Linked DNA regions of Homo sapiens: regions 2 and 3 are each linked to region 1. A link is a contact called in ENCODE Hi-C or POLR2A ChIA-PET data. All regions are on one chromosome and are shown on one strand. The core of a region is the stretch at or near the end of the contact, and the rest is flanking DNA. Distances in the headings are between cores, read along the strand shown. Region 1 holds the start of PEA15 (proliferation and apoptosis adaptor protein 15). Region 2 holds the start of NDUFS2 (NADH:ubiquinone oxidoreductase core subunit S2). Region 3 holds the start of DEDD (death effector domain containing).

Region 1 (4,084 bases), core at 412-2,911:
GATGAGACCTGAGATTAGATATATTTTCACTCTCCACAGACAAGTCCAGGAAGTGTTCCTAGAGAATGTGGCAGGGGTGTAGAAAGCAGAAACTATGTATTCATTCCAACTTGTAGCTATTTAATAAATGTTTAATAAGTAGTATGGGCACTAAGCTAGTCTTACAATAATATTGTGGAGCTTACTGTCTAGCATAGGTCAGTGGAAGGCCCCGGTCTAAATAATAGCTCCTATTTTTTAAGCACCCATCTGTGCCAGTCCCTAGAGACTTACTATTTCTGAATCTCAGAAGAACCCTCAGAAATAGACATTGGCACCCTGATCTGACCGGTGAGGACACTAAGGCTTTCAGGCATAACTTGCCCAAGGAATGGGTGGAACTAGCACGCAGCCCAAGGCCCCTGTGTCTTGTTGCCTCCAGACCTGAGCCTTTCACTTAGAAACTACATGAGTCTCAAAGATGGGTCAACGAAATAGTTTTTGTCCCTACAACACAGAGCAAACATGATATATACAAAGGCAAATGATTAGTGTGTGACAGGGAATGCTGGGGAGAGGAAACAGCAGAGAAATGCTATGAAACCCAGAGCAGCAGGAACTTGGGCCTCTTCTAGGAATGGTGTAGACCCAAGAAAGGAGGGGCTCGTTTGAGGTTTCTGGAGGAGTCTCTGCCAGGTAGGAACTGAGATGAGATGGGTGATCCTGGAAGTGGCACAAACACTGAGGGGAATCCCCCAACCTGGGCCTGCTGGAGTTCCTGGCAGGAAGGACCTACCCAGGGTCAGACTTCTTTCCAGGGCCAAACCCTGCCCAGAGCTGAGGCAAGACCCCTTAGGCTATAGAGATGGGGGTGAAAACAGATGCTTCTCCAATTCTTCCTTTCCTCTTTTCAGTCTGGCTGAGAATCTGGGGGAGGAAAGTCCCTGGGGTAGAGGGGAAGTGAGAGCTGCCACATTGGGCCTGGGCAGAGGGGCAGAGCTAGGAGATGGAGCTAAGTGTGGCTTTGCAAGTTGTCTATATTTGCATGCTGAGCTCACTGCTGCTCTTTTTCTCCCCAGAAAATAAAATTACATCATGGTAGGGGGAAGGCAGGAGTGGGGCATGTTTGGGAAAGGTGAGAGGCACGCAAGAGGGCCTGAAGGCATCATCCTGGAAAGAGAAGATCCAGGGCTCCTCAAGTCCCCATGTGGCCCCAACCCCTCACTCCCAATGTGGATAAGTCTGATCAGTCATTTTCCACTGCGCCCCTGACCCTTAAGGCAAGGCAAGAAGTTTTTACAAATATTAAAGCCAGCAGCTAAGAGAATCCAGCCCCCAAAGGCTTTCCAACCCCCTAAACCAAACCTACTCTGTGCCTCCCAGGGGTCCTAGGCACCGTGGTCATCCAAAGGTCAAAAGGGGAGGAGGGTGCCCTACTGGGTAAGAATTAAATATGAGAATTGTTTCGCAGTTCAGGGGGAAGAGACCGTCTCCGCTCCAGCCCTCCGCCCAATTCTGTCCCCCATCCTAGGAGTCTTCCAGAACCCCAGCCCCTCGGTCCCCCGCCCCCTCCTGCCTCTCCATCCCTCCCCCTCCTCCCGCCATTCCCCGCCCCCCGCCCCTCCCCGGCTCTGACATCACCGGCCAGCCGGGTGGAGTGAGCGGCGCTGGGCTCGGGCTCCGGCTCCGCGGGCGGAAGAGGCGGCGGCGGCGGCAGAAGCGGCGGCGGCGGCGGCGGGAGCCGAGGAGGAGGTTCCGGACGCTGCTTAGGAACCGGGGACTCAGGAGTGCCCGCGCCCTGAGCGCTCAGCTCCAGAGGCGGTGAGAGGGGCGGAGAGGAGACATGTCGCGGGGAAGGGGCAGATTTCGGGGTCTAGGCTTGGAGGGGCAACGATCTGGGACACCGGGGGCCAGACGGGGAGTGTGGGGACCCCGGACGAGTCCACTTTGTGTCAGGCCTCACGGGGTCCGTCCCTCGGTCGGTGCGTCCCGAGCGCCGAGCGTGTGCTGGAGGCGGCGTGGCTCCGGCCAGCCCGTTCCACGCTGAACGGCAGTTTGGGAGTCGGACCGGGGCCTGTGGATTAGGATGCAGCCTGCTTCCCGCCCAGCCGGCTCGGCCAGGCCAGCGCCCGCCCCTCCCTCCCCGCTCAGGCTTCGGACTCGCCTCCGCTGGCGGTCTCCCGGCCCAGCCCTGTCTCGGTTCCGCGGGCGGCTGGTACCATGTGCCCTCACCCCCAGCTCACTGCACCTGGGGAAGAGGTGGGCTTGGCGGAAAGCTTGTCCAGAGGGAAGGAGGAGCTGGGGGTGTAGAGAAGTGATGTATATCTAACGTAAAAACCCTTATTAATTTCATATAATCCGTGTCAAAACTGACAGGGAAACACGCACACCTATAAGGCACGCCAGCACACACAGTGACACACACCCATGTGACTTATACACATAGTCTAGCACACTCCAAATCACAAACGTCCCTGGACTACGCATCCGGCCGCCCACCACACCCCCACTCTGTGGGGTGGGGCATCCCATGAGGAGTCTTCTGAACTGCGGGCTCCAAGTCATCAGTCCGACAGGACAGCTGAGTGGACAGAAAGGGCCACTGTCCCCAAATCCATCCTGATTTTCTGGCAGCTTTTCCCAGCCCCATGGTTTCAGATTGTTCCTCTTTAAAACTGTGGGGAAAGATGGGAGAAAATCTTGGTCTCATTCCTCTAACACAAGGAGACAGGATTTTGCGGACTAATGAGGGTAGGGGCTTCTGGTGGCTTCTCTTCCTGGGTCCAGTTAGGGCTTAGCGTGCTGGGAGTGGCTAGTTTCTGGGTAAGAGTGGCCAAGGGATGGAGGAGGAGGGGGTGGAAGAAACGGAGAGGAAAAAGAATGGGTATGAGTCAGCCAAGAATGGAACCCAAGTCAGAGAGAGAATGAGAGGAATGTGTGTGAGAAGCAGACAGACATCTCCAGAGAGGTCTAGAGATAGTCAGGGAACCAGGGAGAGGGAGGAAGTGAGAGAAAGAGATGGTCAGAGAAGTGCAAACAGTGTTTGAGAGTGCACTAAACAAATTAGGGAGGATGAAGGTTGGGGGAGACCACTGGGAGTTAGGGAAAGTGGTACGTGTGTCTGGGCCCCAGGCTGTCAGAGCGATTAGCTTTAATTGCTCTTCCCTTTGTGGTTAAATACTCCATTGGGGAAATTGCCAGTGATGCCCTAGGCTGCAGGCTTCCCTGGTTGCCTACTTCCTCAATTCCGTGCCCATCATGTGTGGATGTATTATCATGCATGAAGAGGGTCACAGAATCACAGAGCGCCTCACTCTCTCACACAGATCCTCACGCACAATGTCATGATGGATATCTTCACCAGCTGGTAGGCAGCCAACCACTGAATCTCCAAGCCACTCCGACCAAACTTACTCTGTCTTTTGTAGCAGGGATGCTCACCCCTTCCTAATTGCAGCTCCGAATATTCAGATGGGGACAGTGAAGCACAGATCTCAGGAGTCCTAAGTATTCATGGCTACCACTAAGTTGGATAGGTGAGTAGGAAATGCTAGAAGGGGTGAAAGCCTATAGAAAGGAGGAAAAGAGAGACTGAAAGATGAAGTAGAAAGGAAATGCATGACAAAGAGTGAGAGAGATGGAGAGAGACAGAAATAGAAGCAGGGAGTGCCACACCAGAAGAGTGGAAACAGAGATGGGCTGGGGAGAGTCCTAGGCCCCATTCCCCTCCTCGCCATCAGCCGGCCCTCCTCTGCTCTGCCTGATCCAGTGCCAGCTATCTCCTGATGCCCCATCTTGGGTCTGGCTCTTTCTAGACCAAGGGCTGAAGGCTAATCCTTGTCCCCATGCCCAAAGGTAATCCATTTTGCTTCTTGGACTGAAGTGAACATTTTAGGGCCCAGATGTCCTGCCTCTCGTCACTTCCAGGCTGACCCTGGAGCCTCAGAACCCTCAATTTCCTTGTTACAGGAGTAAAGACAACCCCCTCCTCCCCCACAAAGCTGGATAAAAAGCTTAAAGAAGAAATTAATTGAGAATGATATTAAAGGAAATAAACTACAGGACTGCTTGAATTTGGGGCCCAGTTATAATTTAAAATAGGAAA
Region 2 (4,084 bases), core at 1,576-4,075, 1.0 Mb after region 1:
GGAAGAACAAATAAAAGAGGTAGCTTGACATGGCTCAGGATAGAACTGAGCAGCTGGGAAGAGTAAAAAAGGCAGAACATTGGGGGAGGCAAGGAGACAGTGATCAGGGAGTTGACTGCCCAAAGGTAGGATGATCCTGCTTGGAATGAACATAACAGAGGCGGCAGATGACAAGGCAGGAGGGGTTAACGACTTTTCCTTTTATAGAAGGCGGATCCAGGGTGGCACCTCCTCTTTTCTAACGTCCCTTCTCTCCCTCAGGATCCCCCTTCCTGAGTTACCACTACCCACCCCCTCCAAAGCCCAGAACAGCCATTCCGCCTCCATTTCCCCCCAGGGTTCCCCCTCCCCACTTCCTGACTCCCCATTTCCCTGGCCCAGCTCCCAGTAGCTTCCCCCAGGCTTTTGGCCCTGCTCCTACCCACTCCCAACTGCCCTAAACCCTCCCCCAGCCTCAAGTCAGCCAGCCCCCAGCATAGGCAAGACTTGCTCTCAGGAACCCAGATTCACCCAGTATCAATCTGGGAGAATCCCCACCTGGCTCCCACCATCCACCCCACCTTGCTCTGAGAACCCAGTGGTTCCTGGAATATCTAGTCATCTTTTCTTTTTAATTCTCCCTGGGGCAGGGAGAGGGTGGAGACAGCATTGTGCATATAGGGAAATTAGGGTACTGGGAGAAATCCATTGCCTGGGGTGGGGAAAGTGGCTGGGGAGGAAGAGGTGGTGTTAGGGAAAGGAAGCAAATTATTCCTTTGGCTTTGGATAGGAGGGAACTCGGAAAAGAGGTCTTGGGTATGAACTCTCAAGGCAAGGAAGGGTTCAGAAGTAGGGGCAATTTCTGCTCACCCCATCCTCTGGCTGCTTGTTTCCCCAGGAAATCCCCAGGAAGGAGAGTGCAGTCAGCAGTCTCTTTCCTTTCCCAGAAGTGGACCACCTCCTCTTGCCTCTATTCCCCTATTCACTCTGCTTTGTCACCTCCTGTCCCCCGCATATCATATCCGTCAGAATACTTCCTTTCCCCCTCCCTTCCTGCTCAGGTCGGTAATACCTGCCCTGGTGCCTATCACTTCCTGGATCACCCACCCCCTTGTGACTGCCAGACCCACCTCTTGACCCACCACTTGCCTGACCCTGGTTCTAAGCCAACGGGGCTGGGACTAGAGGAGTCGGACAAAGGGTGGGAGACCAGAAGGGGCAGGGGCAAGAGGAGCTATCACCAGAGAACTCTACTGCCCCTTTCCACTCCCCTATTTGAGATGAGGACAAAGGGGGTGACTAAGCAATGAAAGACAAAGGGCTTTAGAGTGGCTGCAGCAGTGTGTGTGGGGGTGTTGGCAGCAGGGAGAAGGCACAAAAGCTGCAGTGTCCTAGGCAGCCCCTCAGGAGCCCCCCACCCCAGTCCCAGCTCAAGCTGCCTCCAGGGCCAAGCAGCCCAAAGTCTATCCTGACTTCTCCCAGGCTGGATCAAGGCAAATAAATGCAGTCCTTCCCATCCCCCACCACCATGGCCACATTTGCTGTGTTTCAACAATAGAAAGAAGGCCCAGGGAAAGAGCAAGGAATGAGGACAACAGAGGGACCAAACCTCTGCCCTGGCTCTGTGGCAGCTGCCTTGTCTAGCCCAGGTCCTGGTCAGTTCCCACAGCTAAGGATCTGGCCCCACCCTTTGGTACAGTTCCCATTAGGTCAATTCCCAGGCCAGAAGTCTGGCTTTCCCCTCTTTCTCTGCAGTGAAGAATTCCACCATCTCTGCTTCCTGGTCTGTCTGCCTCACCCTGCTGCGCTGCTGGTGGGCTGTGTCCCTGGGATCCTGTCTAGGGGATATCTGGGGAAGGCCTCTTTCCAGGCTCAGAGTTGGAGAGTTGTACAAACTCTACGGGTGGGTGGCCCAGCTGGAGTTGGGCTTAGAGGCAGAGGGAGAAAACAGGAACTAGCCTCTAAGGCTGGAAGAATCTTTGTCCATACAGAATTGTGATCAGACTCCTGGTGCTACTACATTTCCGTGCTGTTGGCCATTACCCAGGAGGGCTATAGCAGGGTCAGAAAGACGTTAGGGAAAAGAGGCTGACGCAAGACGGAAGTGGGGTGTGAGGCATCTCTAAGGGCGCTTCCTGGGTCTGTGATTCTGTAGGTTCGGGAAGCCTGGAGGATGTCAGGGTCACCCACAGAGGACCTCCACTCCCCCATCTGGGATGAGGTGGCTCCTACACACCCCGACACTCCCCTCCGCACCACCAATGCCGGCGGCCTTGGCATCCTATTCTTTTTTGTTTTGGTTTGGCGGGAGCTCTCAGACCCGCCCAGCCCCACTTAGGCTCCTTTCTCCAATCTCAATTTATGACATCTGGAAATTAGCTGGCTTTCCCAACTCCTGTCTTTTGGATTCAGTGATGGGAAAGTAATTGGCAAAGCCTGGGGCTACCCTATAAGGGCAGGGCTCAGATACAATCCGAGAGCAGGACTAAAGCATGAGGGCGGCCAAGGCGGAAGGGAGTAGGGAAGGAAGCGCCGCGCGTTTCCAAGATACGCAGGCGGGCTCGGCGAGAGAGCACGAAGTATCTGCCCCACGCAGGAACGGCAATTTTCCCTTGCTCGCTCCTAGAAAAGCCAGCCAGGAGCTGTGGGAGGAAACGCCCTCAGTAAAGATGACCGCGGTCACTGTTATCTAAACGCAAGTGAAGCCGAGTCACAGGACCCGGATGTTGTCAGTTCGACGGTAAACGACCCTGCCAGCTTCCAAGAGGGCGGCTTCACTGTGCGAATAGGTGAGAAGCCAAGAAGGAGGCGCGCTGGAGTTACTTCCGCCCGGTTCTCCTTCCCGCAGTCTGCAGCCGGAGTAAGATGGCGGCGCTGAGGGCTTTGTGCGGCTTCCGGGGCGTCGCGGCCCAGGTGCTGCGGCCTGGGGCTGGAGTCCGATTGCCGATTCAGCCCAGCAGGTGAGATCGAGGGCAGCTCTCGACACACTTTCTCCAAGGCTAGGGTTTCTCAGGTTGGGGACGCTTTACTCCCCCAGAAAATAATAACCCAAGCCTGTGACCCCATTGTCCATCCCTGATTTCTTGGGCTACGGGATGCAGTGGCGCCCACTCTGGCGAGGGAGGGGAGAGGGTCTAGAGTTCGTTCGTGCCGAGGTGAAATCAGCGGAGTGGGAGACTCTGCTTTTTAGCTTCAGTAATTTGAATGCACCTCTCCTGTCATACCTGAGTAGAGCTCAGCCAAAGAGCCAGAATGCTCGCTGTCTCTCTGTCGTTGACCTTGAACAAACACTTTTCTCACGTTCATATTCACCTGGTTGATAATATCAATATGATGAAAATATGAAGAAGCTAGGATCCCAACCTTGCATGCCCAGGGGTGATGGGTGGAGTTATTCCAGGAATAATTTGTTAGTAGGAATGGAACCTCTAGAGTTCCAGCTTGTTTTGCCGAAGCTACATTAACTTCAGATCAGTGACTTGGCATTAAAAAATCCAGGACATTGGCTGGGCGCGGTGGCTCACACCTGTAATCCCAGCACTTTGGGAGGCCTAGGCGGGCAGATCATCTGAGGTCGGGAGTTCGAGACCATCCTGACCAAAATGGAGAAACCCCCGTCTTTAAAAAAATACAAAATTAGCCGGGTTTGGTGGCGCATGCCTGTAATCTCAGCTACTTGGGAGGCTGAAGCAGGAGAATCACTTGAACCCGGGAGGCGGAGGTTTCAGTGAGTCGAAATCACACCATTGCCCTCCAGTATGGGCAACAAGAGTGAAACCCAGTCTCAAAAAAAACAAAAAACAAAACAAAACAAAAAAACAGGTCATCCTTCCTGGGTCCCCTTGAGAGTGAATGGGAACACAGGAACCAAACACTGTTCAGGCCCTTTGTCTAGGATCTGTCTTTGACTCCCCAGAGGTGTTCGGCAGTGGCAGCCAGATGTGGAATGGGCACAGCAGTTTGGGGGAGCTGTTATGTACCCAAGCAAAGAAACAGCCCACTGGAAGCCTCCACCTTGGAATGGTGAGTGACCAGAGTTGCTGTCCCAACCCACACCCATCCCTGCCCCCAGCTGATTTCCTTTTCTTTTTTTGAGACAGGGTTT
Region 3 (4,084 bases), core at 521-3,020, 930 kb after region 1:
GAAAATAATTAATTTTCAAGTTTTACTTTGAAACCTCAGAGGCCCATAGAATTAGACAATCTCGTTGCAAAAGTACACAGACAAGCCTAAAACCATTTAGAGAACTCACCCCCAACAAGTCTCCAGGCTTCCCTAACTCTCTATTAGTCAATTTACAAAAACAATACCAACTCCAAGAATTTCCAGTCTCAATGGCTTGCGGCAAGACAGCTCCCAAATTTAAGAACTTCTGGGAAAACCAATTACCCTCTGGCAGCTTCTCATCTTCCTCCACAATTCCTTATTCCTATTTTGTTACAATATTAACGTTAACTTTCACCTTTAGAAAAAACTGGGAGGAAAGTGGTTACAGCAGACCAGCACTATCCTCCAAATTCTACATTTGGCCCTTTCCCTTAACTAGCACACAATGAGAACAAAATATCTAATGGCGCAGCATCCACTCATACGTCTATGTTTCACCAGGGAAAAGTTTTTCTACATACAGTATCCATGTTACCCCCTCCCTTCCAGACTTAAAACAGCAAAAGGGTCTGGAAACTACAGCACTCATTTAATTAACCTGTCTAGATGCCACTCTATCTTTTCTCTTTCCCTCCTCAGACTTCCAGAGCCTCCACCTTAGCATATAGGGTTCCAATATAGCCATGTCTGCTCCCCCACTCTTGTATTGCTAATGCTAAAAACTAGAAAAGTCCTTTGCTCCTCCACACTTGGGCGACACCGGCTTCCCCATTTTCCCAAGCAGGAAAAACAAGGGAACAGTAAGCTAGGGAGTCTTTTGGAAAACAAACCCAGTTGAATTCTCATCCAACCCCAATTCTGCAAACCCACATGACCATTCCCTTCTGCCCTTCCCACCCTCTTAAAAGCTAAGGGCCTGGCAATTAGAATTGGCTGCAACTGATGCTGCTTAACTCTGTTCTCTCCTCCTCTCCACCGGGGAAAGGGAAACCCCCGAACCTCTATCACCCGTGCAGCTCCACTGTCCTATCTCCCATTCCACTCCCCTTCCTCCCAAACTTTCTTCCTCCCAGTCTCTCACTTTCTCCATTACCTCCTCCCACCGACACTCTCTCCATTCCCCAAGCCTCCGTTCTCTCCTTTTCCACCCAAATTCTCCCCTAGGCCCTTCCCCCTCCCACCTCCAATTTAACACTTTCGAAGCCCCCCAGAAACGTCTTAACTCCAATTCTGACCTTTACCCACCTCCTCGCAACACCCCTCATCAGAGTCCAGTCCTCCCTCCAACCACATGCCACAGCCCCCTTCCCCTTCACACCCTCAGCCTCTCCCTCCTGCTCCTACCCCCTTCAATACGAGCGGATCGCAGCCCCACTCCCCACCTCGGCCTCTCTAATACCCCTGGCTGGGCCCAGTCTCAGCCCTTGTTTACGCCCCTCCCCATGCCCTCACTCCTCCGTCTCGACCCCTGCCCTCTCCCGCAGTTGCCATCTCCCCTGCACGCCCCCCTCGGCAGCTCCCCTCCCCCACCTCTCAGCGTCCCGTCACCTCCCTCTCTTGAGGTTCTCAGGCTGGACGTCGCCACCGCCTCCCCCTCCACTTTCCTTCCCCAAGCCCTTTGCGGCCCCGCCCGGCCCCGCCCCGTCCCGCTCGACTCCCTCTCCCCACTCCGGCCGCCCCTCCGCCTCACTCTCGGCTCAGGCTCGGCGCCGCCATGTTGGATCCATCCGCGCCGCTCTCCCGGGCCTGCCTCACGGCGCCGCATCCGGGCTCCAGCAGCCGCCGCCGCCGCCGCCGCCGCGGCCGTGGGGGAGGGGACAGGCGGGCGGGGGTGGCTGCATCCTGAACGGCGCCTCCCGGAACCCGGCCGGTTAGTGGCGGCTTCGAGGCCATAGTGAGACATGAGCCGGAGTAGCCATAGTAAGTGAGGGCAGCCTGGCAGCGGCATTAATCGGGGAGTGGATAGCTTCACTTCGGGAGGAGAGATAGAGATTGGCAGCCATCTTGCTTTGGGGCAAGCTGGCAACGCCGGTTTGTCTTGACGGCTGCTTAGGGCGGTAATAAGGGATCGAAGAGGATAGCATTCTTGAATGGGAAACATTGGTGGCGCCACAGCTGGCTGGTGGCGACTTCAAGACCCACTGGAAGGCTGGGATTGGCAGCCATGACTCATAAGGGCGGAATACCACGGGGATCGGTTTGTCTGGCGAACTTGAGTGAAGGGTCAAGATCTGGATTTCACCTTTCCTCTGAGCTTCCTGATAACCCGGACGTTCCGTAAACCCGGATCCGGAGCCGAAAGTGGTGCCCAGATCCCGTCTCGGAATTCATTTGTTCAGCATTTACCTTTTGAACGCCGGTTTCCTGTAGGAAGTGTCGCCTAGCTGATCCGTGTAGGGCTGTTGGGAATTGGGGGTGGGGAGGATGGTGCGGGTACGTTCTGGTGTGGCTTAAGAAAGTGGTAATAGATAGGGGAAGACCAGATTATGCGAAGCCTTGTAAATTAATTGATTTTTATCCTTAAGGCAATGAAAAGTCTTTGAAGAATCTCAGCAGAGGTGTGAACAATTTCATTTGCATTTTAGATCGCTGCGTGCAGTGTGAAGGATGAATGAATTGAGGAGAATCAAGGAGAGCAGTTGTGAGGCTCTTTTCCAGGCAAGGATGATGATGGTCTGCCTGTGGAAGGGAGAGTGCGGATGGGGAGATACAGATTGGTTTAAGAGGTACGAATGTTGTGACTTGGACAACTGGGGAATAATGATACCAGTTTCTTTCTCGTTTAGGGGGGAGATAATGAGTTTTAGGTGCCCCTGGGATATTAGCTAATGTGGGTTGGGAACTCAAAAGAAAGGTTTGAGGTGTGTGTGCGTGTGCATATAGATAGCTGTTGAAGCCATGAAGTGGGCTGGAGAGGATACCTGCATTTGCGGGATAGGATGAGGGAAGCCGAAAAGAACACTGAGAAGGGGCAAACCGAAAGGAAAGAAGAAAACCATAGAGAACTATCAAGGAAACTGGTGAAAGCGTTTAGTGTAACAGAGATATAGTAAAATGCTAACTAAAATATATACATCAGGGCCGGGCATGGTGACTCACACCTGTAATCCTAGCTTTGGGAGGCCGAGGCGGGTGGATCACTTGAGGCCAGGAGTTCGAGACCAGCCTGACCAACATGGTGAAACCCTGTCTCTTCTAAAAATACAAAAAAAATTAGATGGGTGTGGTTGCACATGCCGGTAATCCCAGCTACTTGGGAGGCTGAAGCATGAGAATTGCTTGAACCCAGGAGGCAGAGGTTGCAGTGAGCCGAGATCGCGCCACTGCATTTCAGCCTGGGCACCAGAGCAAGACCCTGTCTCAAAAAAAATGAAATAAATAGGCCGGGTGCTGTGGCTCACTCCTGTAATCCCAGCACTTTGGGAGGCCATGGCGGGCAGATCACCTGATGTCAGGAGCTGGAGACCAGCCTGGTCAACATGGTGAAACCCCGTCTCTACTAAAAATACAAAAATCAGCCAGGCATGGCAGTGCGCGCCTGTAGTCCCAGCTACTGGGGAGGCTGAGGCACAAGAATCGCTTGAACCCAGGAGGCAGAGGTTGCAGTGAGCTGAGGTCGTGCCACTGCACTCCAGCCTGGGTGACAGAGTGAGACTCTGTCTCCAAAAAAATAAAATAAAGTAAATAAAATGTATCTATCAGATATTGCAACAAGGGCCAGGCACAGTGGCTCACACCTGTAATCCCAGCACTTTGGGAAGCCTAGGCAGGTGAATCACTTAAGACCAGGAGCTGGAGACCAGTGTGGTCAACATGGCAAGACCCCATCTTTACAAAAAATACAAAAATTAGCTGGGCATGGTGGTGCGCACCTGTGATCGCAGGTACTCCAGAGGCTGAAACATGATAATCACTTGAACCCAGGAGGCGGAGGTTGCAGTGAGTCAAGATTGCACCACTGCACTCTCGGCAACAGAACAAGACTTTGGTTTTTTTGTAAATAAAACAAATAAATAAAAAGGCCAGGTGTGGTAGCTCACACCTGTAATCCCAGCACTTTGGGGACCGAGGTGGGCCGATCACCTGAGGTCAGGAGTTCGAGACCAGCCTGGACAACATG

What was found. A loop is a pair of places that touch in the nucleus more often than their neighbours do. ChIA-PET counts read pairs that join two places held with the same protein, here RNA polymerase II (POLR2A). Pooled maps may share reads with other maps.
Region 2: a pooled map shows a loop between it and region 1 (4-fold over the local background). The contact joins the promoter of NDUFS2 here to the promoter of PEA15 in region 1. A Hi-C loop is called at or near these places in 1 of 168 maps with a recorded cell type or tissue (uterus) and 1 of 50 pooled maps. POLR2A ChIA-PET finds 5 or more read pairs at or near these places in 1 of 52 experiments (OCI-LY7).
Region 3: a pooled map shows a loop between it and region 1 (3-fold over the local background). The contact joins the promoter of DEDD here to the promoter of PEA15 in region 1. A Hi-C loop is called at or near these places in 6 of 50 pooled maps.

Annotation. Positions count from the first base shown.
Region 1 is chr1:160,203,723-160,207,806 of GRCh38, forward strand. It overlaps PEA15 (proliferation and apoptosis adaptor protein 15), which reads left to right and starts at 1,662. Exons shown (of 4, transcript NM_003768.5): 1 at 1,662-1,800. PEA15-AS1 (PEA15 antisense RNA 1) reads right to left here. Exons shown (of 5, transcript NR_123725.1): 3 at 1,616-2,654; 4 at 1,349-1,412. RefSeq lists enhancers at 868-967, 1,318-1,367 and a silencer at 1,518-1,777.
Region 2 is chr1:161,199,542-161,203,625 of GRCh38, forward strand. NDUFS2 (NADH:ubiquinone oxidoreductase core subunit S2) reads left to right here and starts at 2,826. Exons shown (of 14, transcript NM_001377299.1): 1 at 2,826-2,939; 2 at 3,896-4,002. The coding sequence starts at 2,845. RefSeq lists enhancers at 778-1,499, 2,764-3,093.
Region 3 is chr1:161,130,897-161,134,980 of GRCh38, forward strand. DEDD (death effector domain containing) reads right to left here and starts at 1,771. Exons shown (of 6, transcript NM_032998.3): 1 at 1,655-1,771. RefSeq lists enhancers at 641-1,464, 1,926-2,235 and silencers at 1,286-1,505, 1,556-1,905.